Linked DNA regions of Homo sapiens: region 2 is linked to region 1. A link is an interaction called in ENCODE POLR2A ChIA-PET data of the cell type or tissue named here. Cell type or tissue: Panc1. All regions are shown on one strand.

Evidence for each region. ChIA-PET counts read pairs that join two places held together with the same protein. Peaks named below come from ENCODE experiments on the same cell type or tissue, not always from the same donor. Only the 100,000 strongest peaks of a DNase experiment are listed, where the experiment ranks them.
Region 2: POLR2A ChIA-PET joins it to region 1 with 10 read pairs; 3 of 35 experiments call an interaction of 5 or more read pairs at or near these places.

What each region holds. Positions count from the first base shown.
Region 1 is chr1:77,470,495-77,478,494 of GRCh38, forward strand. All of the region lies in intron 8 of AK5 (adenylate kinase 5), which reads left to right. Among named protein-coding and RNA genes, the nearest start is that of AK5, 190 kb to the left of the region's middle. In Panc1, no CTCF peak of the experiment used is centred here; a DNase peak (open chromatin) is centred at 3,397.
Region 2 is chr1:77,655,670-77,663,669 of GRCh38, forward strand. The region is part of intron 1 of ZZZ3 (zinc finger ZZ-type containing 3); the gene reads right to left. Among named protein-coding and RNA genes, the nearest start is that of ZZZ3, 23 kb to the right of the region's middle. RefSeq lists an enhancer at 6,435-6,934. In Panc1, no CTCF peak of the experiment used is centred here; no DNase peak of the experiment used is centred here.

The DNA.
Region 1 (8,000 bases):
ACCCTGACTCAAATAATAATAATATTAGTAACAACACATCTCTTTACCAGCAACACTTGAGCATGTACTGCATGTAAGAATAAAGAAGACAAAATCAACTGGAGGCACAGGACTGGAAATTTTATTTAAGTGTCTTTGTAGAATCAATATTCATAGGTAAAAACTCTGTTCAATAGAAAATATTTGTTTGACAAATAGTTAAGTCTTATGTGGTAATTCCAACAAAGTTTTGAATTTATAGGCAAAAAACACCTTATGAGCACAAACACAACCCAGTCCCCATAATTTGTCTTCATGATTTTGAATTTTCTCATTTTAATGGCACATTTAGAATATATATATATATATATATATATATATATATATATATATATATATATATTTTTTTTTTTTTTTTTTTTTTTGAGACAGAGTCTCATTCTGTGGCCCAGGCTGGAGTGCAGTGGCATGATCTTGGCTCACTGCAACCTCTGCCTCCTGGGTTCAAGCAATTCTCCTGCCTCAGCCTCCTGAGTAGCTGGGACTAAAGGCGTGTGCCACCATGCCTGGCTAATTTTTTTTTTATTTTTAGTAGAGACGTGGTTTCACCGTGTTAGCCAAGATGGTATCAATCTCCTGACCTCGTGATCCACCCGCCTCAGCCTCCCAAAGTGCTGGAATTACAGGCGTGAGCCACAGCGTTTGGCCTAGAAGACATATTTTTTAAAGCTGGTGCCCAGGTTTTGGAATCAAGCAGACCTGAATTCGAACTCTATCTCACACACTTTCTAGCTCTATGATTGAGGCACATCCCCTAAGCCCTAAGACACAGCTTTAGATCTGTCAAATGGGGATAATACCTCCTTCAGTTGGCTGCTGTGGTAAGCAAATTAAATAATACAAAGTAAATGTAGTTATTGTTATTGTAACCATATAGTATGATGACAGAAACATTCATTCAGGGTTTATAGTGCACTGACATGCTTTCTAAATTGTTTCCACTGCCCACTTACTTCACCTGTTCATGCTTTTCCCCACTGCAATAGTACTGACCTTTATTAAACTAGCACTTTGGGGCTGGTTAGAGACCTATCTTCTGCAACTGGAGTAGTATGGAGTTTCATCTAGAAACCATAGAACTTGTGGGTCTTAAAGCCTATCCCCAAAGATATCCAATGCAAAGGAAGTATCTGTCATTGGAGTGCCAAAGGACATATGGAATGCCACATAAGGTGGCATTAACACCCCACAGCAAATTAAATTGGTAGTAATGAAGATAAAGTCATCATAATTAATAATGAAAAAGCAAGAATAGCAGCAAAATGCATCCTTCCTGAAAACTGTTAAGATTGCCAGTTTCAGTATGTGTACACATTCTGTAGGAGCATTGAACATTGTCGGCCTTGTACAGCGGCCAGATTCTTAAGAGAATGCTGAACTGGAGTTCTCCAAAGCTCTACAAACATGCTGAGTTAAGTTATGGATTCCAAATATTCTTAACCCTTAATAACTTATTTATTAGATTAATGATAAGTGCCTTTTAAATGTAAGCCAAAAATGAAATTGTATATACTCATACCAGTATTCACCCAAGAAAGGATTTTGCAATTGTGCATAAGTTAAGCAGTATTCAGTGAACTTGCTGCCTGCCACCTGCAAGTAACCTAGCTAAAATTGTCATAAACAATTAAAAATGTTATTTTCTTCCTTACCCACATTTTAAAGGTAGATGATCCCAGAGTTGGTCCAGCAGGGACACAAGGTCACATGGGGCCCAGGCAGTTTCCCTATTTCCATCTGCCCTCCTTAACGCATAGGGGATGCCTCCTTTTGTGGTCGCAGGGTGGCAGTGGTGGATCCAAACGTGGCATCTCACACAACCACTTGTAAAACCAGAATGGGAGAGTGAGGCTGATTCTCCCATGTGTGTCTCTCTTTTTTAATAGAGAAAACCTCTTTCTCCCAAAGTCCCCCAGAAGATTGCTTTTTCACATCCTCTTGGCCCTGATTTGGTCACAGACCCATACCCATAATGCAAGGGAGGATGGAAATGCAAGGATCTGGCATTTTCTGCATCCAAAAAGAGAGGTGGGCTCTACCTGCAAGAAAAGAAGAGGAGGGAGGGAGGGCCGGGCACAGTGGCTCATGCCTGTAATCCCAGGACTTTGGGAGGCCAAGGCAGGTGGATCGCTTGAGCTCAGGAGTTCGAGAACAGCCTGGACAACATGGTAAAATACCATCTCTACTAAAAATGAATTTTTTTAAAAAAGACTGGGCGTGGTGGCACACACCTGTGGTCCCAGCTACTGATGAGGCAATTCTTCTGGAGGCTCTAGGGAGAAATCCATTTCCCTGTCTTTTTCAGATTCTAGTTGCCCACATCCCTTGGCTTGTGGCTCCTTCCATCAGTGGCATCATTCTGACCTCTGCTTCTGTTGCCACCTCTCCTCTGACTCTGACCCTCTTGACTCTTTCTTAGAAGGACCCTTGTGATTGCGTTGAGCCCGCCCAGATAATCCAGGATGATCTTCCCATCTCAGGATCCTTAACTTATCCACATCTGCAAAATCCCTTTGGCCATGTAAGGTAACATATTCACAAGTTCCAAGTATTAGGACATGGACATCTTTGCTGGGGGTGGGAGGATTATTCTACCACAGAACTCAGTAAATATTGGTTGAATTGTTGCATGAGCAGTAGAATCTCAGCATTGGAAGCTTCTTGGGGTTTTTTTTTTTTTGGTGTTTTGTTTGTTTTGTTTTGTTTGAGACAGGGTCTCTGTTGCCCAGGCTGGAGTGCAGTGGTACGATCACAACTCACTGCAGCCTCAAACTCCTTGTCTCAAGCTATCCTCCCACCTCAGCCTCTCAAAGTACTTGGATTACAGGCATGAGACACCATGCCCAGCCTCAGAAGCTTCTTTAGACAGCACCTAATCTAACCTCCTACACGGTCTAAGAATCTCTTGACTGCCAGATAGTTAATCTGCCTCCACCTGAATACCTCTGGTGCTGGGATCTTCCAAATCTACACTTCCAGGATTGGACAGCTACGGACATTAAACATTTAGACCTTTCTAATTGCCTATGCACTGATATTACTTCTGCCCTTCTTCCTTCTGGAGAAATCTACTGATTGTATCTTCTCTATCACTATTTTTACTATATTTTGAAAAAAGAAGCTGTCTTCTTATATTCATCATTTACAAATCTTTACTTAGCATGTCTCTGTTAGTCATTTGGGTGCAAAAAGATAAAAGACAGCCCCATCTTTGAGAAGGATTTTGGAAAAACGAATTCTGCACATATGTAGTTAAGTAGCAATACAATTAAATGAGATCATCTACGTAAAGAGCTTAGTGCTGTCCCTGGCATACAGCAAATGCTCCAAAAATGCTCTTGTTGCTCTTCTTACCACTCACACATGCTCTGAGCCAAATGGATGATTCATGGGGAGTTTGGTGAGGGTAAAGTGACTGGCAAAGGCTCAGGGAGGAGGGGAGGTGTAAGAAGGGGCAGAATGTAAACAAGCTCAAGGCAAAGGGGAAGGCATTCCAGGCTGGACAAACAATAAGCAGGGGTCCAGAAGGCAGATTAAACGGGTCAAGCTCTGGGGAAATTAATGGACTCATTTGTCTCATGTGGAGTTTATCTTAACTAGCTTGGGCAAACCAGCCAGTACTTTATAAATATTGTCAATAGTAGCTATAGATAGCAACTGCTCAGCAGTCTCTCCCGAATGTCTCCTCCTGAGCCCTTCTCAGGCTGGTAGACTCAGAGTAAAGCCTGTCACCTCAGGCCCCCATATTGTTTCTAATGGGAAGAAGACTTCTTTTGACCTGCCTCTTTGATTCCCAACTCCGACCTGGATATCATCTTTCATTCCTCCCTGGCTCTATGTCCCACTGCCACTAACTAGCTCTGTCTCACTTTCCACTCAGGCTTACCCTCTAGAGCCTTGGGGATTGAACACAGACATTCATGTTGAGGAATAATGAAAGCAGGAGAAGTAGGGTCCAGGTCAGACTGTAGGCTTCGGAGTGGTTGATGGAAAACTGTTGCTTCTATGACAGTGATGATCAAGAAGTGCTTCAGGCTGCAGGGAAAGCATTAATTAGGGTACAGTGTGACCAATGGAGGAACTCAGAAGGAAGAGGACTGGAGAAGGAGTTGTCAGTCCCTTAAGCTCTCCACTGGCTCACCTCATCTGGACCCACCTTCCCCCAATCTTACTTCCTTCTTAAAGAAAGGTGATGTGACAAAGGATGATGCCTCTGGGTGATCCTTTTTCTCCCTGAAAACACACAAACACACATATAATGTGTTTTATTCTTTTATTTATTTATTTTTGAGACAGAGTCTCTTTCTTTCACCCAGGCTAGAGCACAGTGGTGCAATCACAGCTCACTGCAGCCTCAAACACTTAAATTCAAGTGATCCTCCCACCTCAGTCTCCTGAGTAGCTGAAACTATAGGTGTGCACCATGTCTAGCTATTTTTTTAACTTCTTTGTACAGACGGGGTCTCACTATGTTTACCAGGCTGATCTTGAAGTCCTGGCTTCAAACAATCCTCCCACCTCAGCCTCCCAAAGTGCTGAGATTACAGGTGTGAGCCACTGTGCTCAACCTAGTGTGTTTTATTCTAATAATAAATCTGATTTTCCATTTTGCTAGGAGTATGTGTGTGTGCATGTATATATATATATATATATATATATATATGTGTGTGTGTGTGTGTGTATTCTATATACTCCATATATAGATATATAAAGGCTCCATATATAGATATAGAGAGAAATATATATATTACTCAGGGAGGTGGGGAGGTAGAAGGGGCAGAATGTAAACAAGCTCAGGGCAAATGTATATATATACATATATATTATATATATACAAATATATATTATATATATGTATATATATAATATATATGTATATATATACTATATATTATATATATGTATATATATTATATATATACAAATATATATTATATATGTATATATATTATATATATACAAATATATATTATATATATATGTATATATATTATATATATACAAATATATATTATATATATATATGTATTACTCTCTCTGTATATCTATATATGGATCCTGTATATATGTATGGCACCTAATAAAAGTTAAGAGACAAGCCAGTGTGCTCTGTAATTCCCAGTGACTGAAGCTCAGCTTTGCCATTTTATTTCTGTTTTACAAGGAATTAGAAAACAAAGAGGTAAAGGTCAAATAATTCCTTGGCAAGACTAGTCAGATGTGACTTTATGGCCAACATTAACTTTACATGAAATTAAAATGGGAACTTTGCCCCTTCCTTTAAACCACCAGCCTGACAAAGCTCTTCTTAACAATGGTGCTACATTTGGCATCTGAAGACAAGATCAAAGTGTTTCATAATCTTCTAGCAGAGAGTTGAGTTGAACACGTATTTGAGATGATGAAAAAAGGAACTTAGAGAAAAACAGTGAGAAAATTTTTTTCTTTAAAATTTCTTATTAGAGACACTAATATTGCAATTTATATGTAAGAGAAGAAAAATACCATTTCTCCTAGAGAACTAGGTCTGTTAAAGCAGTTTATATAGAGAAACTGCAATTTAATACAACTGGAAAAAGTTAGCCTAGCATCTACCACATTTTTTTCAACTCTGTTTACTCAGTTATACAAGTACTTTACAGCAAGCAGACCTCTAATTGTGTAGTTCAGTGAATGAGAAATGGGACTTGCTGCGGAATAAATTCTGGGGTGTAACTAAATTACACACCATTTCCCATACTTTTTTTCTTTCAAATTGCCCATTACTTTAAATGAAAACATGGTTTAGAAAAGAACTGTAACCACTCAAAATTTCTGAAGGACCAGTCTCCCTTCTCCCTGGTGATAAAATGTACTTATGTTTGTATTTTTCAACATTCTCCTGCTGAAGTTCCAAGGGATTTCAAAACTTCATTCACAGTTTTCCAGTAAAACCTGTAAAATTCATTTTCAGATCATTGGTTTAGCATGATCCAGCTTCAGCTCCACTTTTAGCAAATGAATCCATCTTCGTTTCTATTCATATGACACCAGGAGCATTTCTAACGATGCCCCTCCCTGCTCACCATACTCCGTCATCCTGCACTTATGTATCATCTCACGCCAGCCGGGTCAGCCGGAGGAAGGCAGAACATGGGCTTGGGGAATTGGGAAGCCCGACCCACCAGGGCATCCTGCACAAGTTGCATAAGCTTTCTGAGCTTCAGTTTCCTCATCTGAAAAATGGGAAACATCAAACTTGCCTACTTCCTAGTTTTTTTCTGAGATCAGATGAGATTGCACATGCTGAAAACACTCTAAGTACTACTGAAATAATAGTTCCAGTAATCATTTTCTAAAATTGTTTAATGTGTGAGGTGTTTTGCTGTTTTTTTAAAAAAAAAAAACAGGTATAAGGAAAGTGCAAAAAAATTCATTTTCAGGTAAAAAGATGAGGAAATAGCCTGATCTATTTTTGATTGTTCTTTTTAGTGTGTGTGTGTGTGTGTGTGTGTGTGCGTGTGTGTGTTTCTGAGACAGGGTCTCACTCTGTCATCCAGGCTAGAGTGTACTGATGCAGTCATGGCTTACTGCAGCCTCAACCTCCTAGGCCCAAGCCGTCCTCCAGCCTTAGCCTCCTGAGTAGCTGGGACCACAGGTGCACACCACCATGCCCAGCTAATTTTTTAAATTTTTTGTAGAGCAGGGTCTCACTATGTTGCCCAGGCTAGTCTCAAACTCCTGGGCTCAAATGATCCTCCCTCCTTGGCCTTCCAAAGTGCTGGGATTATAGACATGAGCCACCACATCTGGCCTGGTTGTTCTTTTTAAATTATTATTCCATCCTATTAAGATTCTGCCCCTCAATGAAGTGAACCCTTCCAAGAACTTACACGATATTTTTTTGCTCCACCTCTATCCCCACCACTCTGCTATTACTTCCTGTAACCAGAGAGAAGTCACTAGACCAATTTAAATAGAAATCTAGGAAAATCCTCATATGCTAGCATTTCATGGTTCATGATTCTTCCAGAATTTGAGTTATTCTGTTTAGTACTCATTGAGGTAAGAAAAAATTAGAAAAGACTGCTCCTTACATTATCTTAGAGACTAAGGAATCACTTTTAAATCCTTTTTTCTTTTTTCTTTTTTTTTGCATTTTGAAGTTATCTATGTTCAGTGTCAGAAAAACAAAGTCTCCTTTTTTTGCAGCATTCATTTGTGAATTTTAGAGCAAGAAATTAATCTTAGCTGTAACATTTTAATGTCAAGTAAGCCCCTTTCTCATAACCCCATTTGAAGTTACACATTTTGCTACCATGAAACACACATGCTGGTTAATACAAACAAGTTACTCTGAACTGGGAATACACCCCCAAAATGACCTATTACTTCTTTCTCCTTCTCAGGAGAACTTTAATTTTGTGGCCTCCAAAAGCATTTTTAAAAACCAAAACGGTTTAAGGAAGGACGGTGGGCATATCTGAATACATGATTGTCATCTCCAAGAGCAGTAAGAGGATGCTGCTGAGGAAGCAGAGGTTAGTGTCAGAGAGCTGACTTCAAAGTTCAGCTCACCTCTTGTGCCATGGGAAGCCCAGGCACATCCCCATCCTGTGCTCCCTCAGAATCTCAACTACAAGTTCCTCATCCATGAGGTTGCAGTGAGGGTCCAGTGAGATCATATCTGCAAACAGGCTTGCAAGCTGAATTATTTAAATGTCAGCTTCTTATGATGAGGTGATCTGTGATATGGTTTGGCTCTGTGTCCCCACCCAAATCTCATCTTGTAGCTCCCATAATTCCCACATGTTGTGGGAGGGATCTGGTGGGAAATGATTGAATCATGGGGGCGGGTCTTTCCTATGCTGTTCTCATGATAGTGAATGGGTCTCAGGAGATCTGATGGTTTTAAAAATTGGAGTTCTCTACACAAGCTCTCCTTGCCTGCTGCCATCCACATAAGATGTGACTTGCTCCTC
Region 2 (8,000 bases), 190 kb after region 1:
AGCAACAAATAAAGCTGAATTTGTCAGCAGTAGAGCAACAGAAGCAGAGCACTAATATGACATCATTTAAACGTACTGACTTAGCTCAGCCTGAACCAGACAAACACCCTGGACTTTTCAGTTCCAAAAAATCCCTTTGTTGATCTATGACTTAGAAGAAGAAATGAGATGAGAAGGCACCATATATCATTCTTAGGTCCAAACCAGCTTGTTAAATCCTGGAACAGACTAACTTGAAAATGATTATTGGACTAGCAAGACTGATTCATTTCAAGATACATTAGTTTAGCACACACAGTGTACTATGTACTTATCATTAAGACATAATCTCAGCTCTGGACAGCCATTCATCTTCAATGGACATTCATAAATGAAGCATAAATAATTCAGCAAGGCCTAGGTGAAATGCCTGATGTAAAGATCCATCTATATATTTAATTTTTACAAATGTTTCCCTTTCATCAACTTACAGTTTTCCTCACAACAATATATTTTATAGCTGCCTAACTGTATACTGCATTTTGAAAATGCTTACAAAAAATTTTAATTCTTGGCTTGCTTTAAATATTTTTTAAATTTGTCAGTTAAATTTAGGAAAAAAGTCAAAATTTCCATTAATTTTATTTAGTGATACTTATCCTTAAGGATGTTATTTAATGTCAATTTTTTTTAAGGCCAGTGACAGGTAATAAATAAATGACTACTTAATCCTCTCTAAAAGCCATGCTCCATCTGTCTTAAGAATTCTCAATGGTTTCTGTCAACACAACAATCAAAAAGACTAGGAAAAGTCTTAAAAGCAAATAAAATAATCTAAAGGAGACGGATCAAGGTAAAGATTCACAATGAGTTAGGATATTTTACCATTTCTCATGGGACAGAGTCCTCCCTGAAATATCTTTTGATATCAAAGTCAAGGTCTGAATATCAAAATATTGAGACCTTGAATCTTATCAGATATGCACCATTGCTCTAAATTCTTGAATTTGTACTGTCTTCAGAGGGCACAAAAATTTTTACCAGCATATTAACCAACCTCTAAGCTGGACTCTCCGTCACCTCTAAGAATCTACAGGACAGGTAAAGCAGTTCCCAAGCTAGTTTCAGTATTTCAAAATCCCTAAGTGCCATAACAGATCATATATAGTTGATTCTCATAAAGTTGCCATGAGCACTGAATTATCAAATACTCAATACAAGAGAAATTCAGAGTGAAGTTCCTGCTAGCCTCTGACTAAAACATTTTCAACAGCCTAACAACACATATCCTTGTTTTATCTGTACTTTTATTTAAAAACACTTTTATTTCTTTATTTATTTACTTACTTTTCGAGACAGTCTCACTTTGTCGTCCAGGCTGGAGTGCAGCGGTATGATCTCGGCTCACTGAAACCTCCGCCTCCCGGGTTCAAGTGATTCTCATGCCTCAGCCTCCTGAGTAGCTGGGATTACAGGTGTGCACCACCACGCCCAGCTAATTTTTTCTATTTTTAGTAGAGATGGGGTTTCACTGTGTTGGCCAGACTGGTTTCTAACTCCTGGCATCAAGTGATCCACCCACCTCGGCCTCCCAAAGTGCTAGGATTACAGGCGTGAGCCACCGCACCCAGCCTAAAAACACTTTTATATTGCTGATTCATAAACACGGAACTCACAGTCAACAGCACTATAACTTTTCATCACAGCCTTCTTGCACTTAGGAACACTATAGACAGCACTTTAGCACTACACTTAGGGGCAATTTTAAACAGTGAAACCACCTCTAAAAAAAAAAGTGGGAAAGATGTAGCACTAAGTAAATAGACAAGAGAGCTAGAACAAGGCAGCAGAGAGTCATTTTGTTTAACCTCATTTGGAAATGTGTACATCAAGCAACTCAAATTTCACCACTCTGAACATGTCCGCAAATGACTGCGAAAGTGCCAGACATATTGATTTGGGGGTTACAAATAAATTTTAGCCAGTAAATGAGTTCACAAACGTGGAATCCAAGAATAATGAGAACAGACTATAGTCATCCCTCAGTATACGTGGGGGGGATTGGTTCTAGGACCCCAAGTATAGGTATCCAATAAATAATTGTTAAATTATTTAACAAGCATATAGTATCCAATAAATGTTAAATGAATGGACAATTATACAAAATACAATAATTTAGACACATCCACAATATAAAGTACAAATATAGCTTACCCCATTTCAACAACCACTTAACATACTAGTGTAGGTCTGGGTGCGGTGGCTCATGCCTGTAATCCCAGCACTTTAGGAGGCCAAGGTGAGTGGATCACCTGAGGTCAGGAGTTTGAGACCAGTCTGGCCAACATGGCAAAACTCTGTCTCTACTAAAAATACAAAAATTAGCCAGGCTCAGTGGCACACACCTGTAATCCCAGCTACTAGGGAGGCTGAGGCAGGAGAATCGCTTGAATGCAGGAGGCAGAGGTTGCGGCGAGCTGAGATTACGCCACTGCATTCCAGCCTGGGCGACAGAGCGAGACTTTGTCTCAAAAAAAAAAAAAAAAAAAAAAAACACAACATACTAGTGTATTCTCTTCCATTCTTATTTCAATGTGAATTTTAAAAATCAGAATTCACACAACACACACTTAATTTGGCATCCTGGCATTTATTCCCCACTTAAGCCACATAATTAAGGGCTAAATTGTCTGGGATTTTTTTATTTTTTAGAGACAGGGTCTCACTCTGTCACCCAGGCTGGAATGCAATGGGGAGATCACTGTTCACTGCAGCCTTGATCTCCCGGGCTCAAACGAACCTCCCAGCTTAGCCTCCCAAGTAGCTGGGACCTATAGTCATAGGTGTGTACACTACCACATCCTGGCTTTTTTTTTTTTTCTTCTTCTTCTTTTTAGTAGAGACAAGGTCTCCCTATGTTGCCCAGGCTGATCTCCAACTCCTGGGCTCAAGCGATCCTCCCGCCTTGGCTTCCTAAAATGTTGGGATTACAGGCGTGAGCCACACCGCCCAGCCTAAAATTGTTAATGGCCATATAAAAACTGTATAAATAGTTTATAATTTGACCATTTCCATTCTGTTAGGACATTTAAGCTGCTTCTGATATTATACTATTTATTATTTAAAATGCTGTGATTAACATTCTTGTACACTCTATGTCTGCATTTGATTATTACCTTAAAACAGACTTATTGGGTCACAGCATATAAATGTTTCCATCCTTGAAGGACACTGTCAGGTGGCTTTTAAGATAAAGCTTCATTTGTTAAAAATTCTAAATGCATTTTTAAATGACTATGCAAGAAAGTTCATTAAAATATACTTCTTTGGGAGGCCGAGGCAGGCGGATCACCTGAGGTCAGGAGTTCGAGACCAGCCTGAACAACATGGAGAAACCCCGTCTCTACTAAAAATACAAAATTAGCCGGGCGTAGTGGCACATGCCTGTAATCCCAGCTACTAGGGAGGCTGAGTCAGGAGAACTGCTTGAACCTGGGAGGCGGAGGTTGCGGTGAGCCGAGATCATGCATATATATATAAAATATATATTTCTGAATCATACTTTACATAGAAGACTTAATAGGCTTTACTAATTTGCTATCACTCAATGTAGCTTTAAGTGTTTTAATATTACTAATGAAAGAAAAATGTTTAATTTAGTTTAATTCGATTTATTATCTCATTGAATTTTTCTAATATACTTAATCAATTTTTAAATTTAAAAAACCAGTTGATCCAGGTGTGGTAGCTCACTCCTGTAATCTCAGCACTTTGGGAGGCCAAGATGGGTGAATCACCTGAGGTCAGGAGCTCGAGACCAGCCTGGCCAACATGGTGAAACCCACCTGGCCAACATGGTAAAACCCCATCTCTATTAAAAATACAAAAATTAGCCAGGCGTGGGGGCACGTGCCTGTAATCCTACTCAGGAGGCTGAAGCAGGAGAATCACTTGAATCCGGGAGGTGGAGGTTGCAGTGAGCCGAGATCACGCCACGGCACTCCAGCAGCCTGGGTGACAAAGAGAGACTCCATCTCAAAAAAAAAAAAAAAGAAAAAGAAAGAAAGAAACCAGTTGAATCCTATGTTTTGATTACCCAAAAAAAAAAAAAAGTTCCTTTTAAAGTATTACTAGAGGAGTGAGGATTGGGGGAAGGCAGAGCTCAGTTGTTGTGGTTTTGTTTGTTTGTTTGTTTGTTTTTGAGTCAGGATCTCACTCTTGTCACCCAGGCTAGAGGGCAGTGGCAGGACAATAGCTCACTGCCACCTCAAATTCCTGGGCTCAAGCGATACTCCTGCTTTAGCCTCCCAAGTAGCTAGGACTACAGGGGCTTGCCACCACACCCAGCTATTTTTTAAATTTTTATAGAAACAGGGTCTCACTATGTTGCCCAGGCTGGAGTGGTACTCCTGGCCTCAAGTGATCCTCCAATCTCAACCTCCCAAAGAGCTGGGATTACAGGCATGAGCCACTGTGCCTGGCTGACATTTCATTTTCTAGCAGGTAAAGAAGAGTATGCCTCGTTAGTGAGAGGTAAGTTACTTCTCCCCTCCCCAATATTTTTTTTTATTGTGGTAAAATACACATAACATAAAATTTGTCATCTTAATCATTTTTAAGTGTATGGTTCAGTGTAATCCAATACATTCATAATGCAATCATCACTACCATCCATCTCCAAAACTCCATTTTGTAAAACTGAAACTCTACGCTCCTTAAACATTAACTCCGCATATCCCCCACCTCTAGCCTCTGGCAACTACCTTTCTACTTTCTGTTTCTATGATTTTAACTACTCTAAATACCTCATATATGTGGAAACATACAGTATCTTTTTGTGACTGGCTCATGTCACTTAACATAATGTCCTCAAGGTTCATCCATGTGGCAACATGTCAGAATCTCCTTCCTTTTTAGAGGTAAATAATATTCCCTATGCATATACCACATTTTGCTCATCCATTAATGGACACTTGGGTTGCTTTCACATTTTAACTATTGTGAACAGTGTGGCTATGAACACAGGTGTACAAATCTCTCTTCAAGACCCGGCCTTCAATCCTTTCAGGAATAACCCAGATATGGAATTGCAGAAGGCCACATTACTTCTATCCTATTATTTTAGGCCCCAACTCTCAGACTGCTTCTCTCTACACTTCATACTACCATCATGACCAAATTCAAGCTTTCTACCATTCTGGACTAATTTCTATTTCTTCCAATTATATACAGAAATAGTTGATCTAAAAAGAATCACACATTTATGAACACACAATAAACACAAACACGTATTTTTCATTTATAAATATTTTTCTAGGAAACTTCAAACCCAAATTCCTAATTTACTCTAAGTGCATTTGTTACCCTAATTTGCCATCATTAAATTGAGCTTTAATTGCTTTAACGCAAAAAAAAAAAAAAAAAAATCATTGAATGCCCTTTAGGAAAATCACTCAGAACACCATACAGTTAACAATGGTACAGAGGCCAGGCGCAGTGGCTCATGCCTGTAATCCCAGCACTATGGGAGGCTGAGGTGGGCAGATCATGAGGTCAGACCTCGAGACCAGTCTAGCCAACATAGTGAAACCCCGTCTCTACTAAAAAAACAAAAATTAGCCAGGCAGAGTGTCGGGTAACTGTAATACCTGCTACTTGGAAGGCTGAGGCAGGAGAATCGCTTGAGCCCAGGAGTCCGAGGCTGCAGTGAGCCAAGATCACGCCATTACACTCCAGCCTGGGCAACAAGAGCAAAACTCCAACCAAAACCAAAACAAAAACAAAAACAAAAACAATGGTACAGAAAAACCAAGTAAATTTCCAATGCAATGACTAAAAGGGCCCTCAGAAGTTATTTAGCCTAGAAAACATACCATACTGGCTTTTCTGACACTTAGCTGCCCTAATCACAGAGGAATGATTAAGGGCATTGCAGTTAGATACCTGGTAAAAAATTACAACCTCTCTGAGGAGAGATTAACTACTTTTCTCTTCCATGAAAGAAAAAGGCACACCAATCTTGAATAATTATCATTCCATATCAGATTATGGAATGTCTGGCATAAAGTGGGCACTCAAAATTGCTTTCTTTTTCCAAGTTAGAGGAGTCTCTTAAATCACAAGACACCCCCTTTTCATCTCTTGATTATAGTTTCAAATTGCTAACAAGGAATTTTTTTTGTTTTCCAGACGAGGTCTTGCTCTGTTGCCCAGGCTAGAGTGCAGTGACACGATCATAGCTCACTGCAACCTTGAACTCTTGGGCTCAAGCAATCCTCCCACCTAAATCTCCTGAGTAGCTAGGACTACAGGCACAAGCCATGATGCCTGGCTTTTTTTTTTTTTTTTACTTGGTTTTTCTGTACCATTGTTTTTGTTTCTGTTTTGGATGGAGTTTTGCTCTGTCGCCCAGGCTGGTACAGTGGCGTGATCTAGGCTCACTGCAACCTCTGCCTCCCAGGTTCAAGCGATTCTTATGCCTCAGCCTCCCAAGTAGCTGCGACTACAGGCACACACCACCACACCCGGCTAATTTTTGTACTGTTAGTAGAGACGGGGTCTCACCATATTGGCCAAGCTGGTCTCAAACTCCTGACCTCATGATCTGCCCACCTCAGCCTCTCAAAGTGCTGGGACTACAGGCATGAGCCACCGTACCCAGCCTGGCTTTTTTTTTGTAGAGACAAGTTCTCGCTATGTTGCCCAGACTGGTCTCAAACTCCTGGGCTCAAGGGATCCTCCTCCCCTGGCCTCCCAAAGTGCTGGGATTACAGGCATAAACCAATGCACCTCACCCAACAGGTATTTTTAAACATGAAGCAAAAAAACTTAAGATATCACAAATATGGAAGGGTGGGAAATTTGAACATACCCTGTAGTGACTAGAATTGGAAGTATCAGTGTACTCACCCTGAATCTAACCACAAGAAATTCAAACTGAGGGACACTAAATACCTGGCCTAATCTCTTAAAAAATGTCAAGAAATTTGAGGCCAGGCCGGACATGGTGGCTCAGGCCTGTAATCCCAGCTACTTGGGAGGCTAAAGCAGGAGGATCACTTGAGTCCAGGAGGTCAAAGCTACAGTGAGCCGAATTCATGCCACTACACTCCAGCCTGGATGACAAAGTGAGACCCTGTCTCAAAAAACAAATACATAAAATAAAGAAATGTGAGGCCAGGTGCTGTGGCTCACGCCTGTAATCTCAACACTTTGGGAGGCCAAGGCAGGAGGATCCCTCGATCTCAGGAGTTGGAGACCAGCCTGGATAATATAGTGACGCTCCGTCTCTACAAAAAAACAAAACATTAGCCAGGCATGGTAGCACGCACCTGTAGTCCCACCTATTCGGGAGGCTGACGTGAAAAGATTGCCTGGGGCTGGCAGGTGGAAGTTGCAGTGAACCATGATCACGCTACTGCACTCCAGGCTGGGTAACACAGTGAGACCCGGTCTCAAAAAAAAAATTAATAAAAAAAAAAATTTGACTAACTGTTCCAGATTAAAGGAGACTGGAGAGACATGAAATCAAATGCAATGTATGATCTTCGATTTTAAAAAGCTATAAAAATAATTATTAGGATAATTGAAAAAATTTGATTGTGGACTGTAAATTAGATAATGGTATTAATGTTAAGTTTCCTAATTTTGATCACTGTAACTGCAGTTAAGAGAATATCTTAGTTCTCAGAAAAAAAAAGTCTGGTGGTATCCTGGATCTAATTCTACCCTGTAGAACAACTCATTACAGCCCTGCATTACCTGAAAACAACTGTCCCCTTCCCTCCTTCACTCATTCCTGTCAAGTCTTCCTTCTCCACAATAAGCACTCTCAATTCCTTCAAAGGTTCTCATGGGTTACCCTCCTCTTGACATATCTATCTTTTCATTTACTTTTCTTAAAGTGTAGCTTTCAGAAATAAGGCCAACATTGTAAATGTGTCCTAACCAACATGGAATGAATATCATATCCCTTATTATGGACAAAATCCTATTACTGCAGCCTGGTACTTCATTTGTTT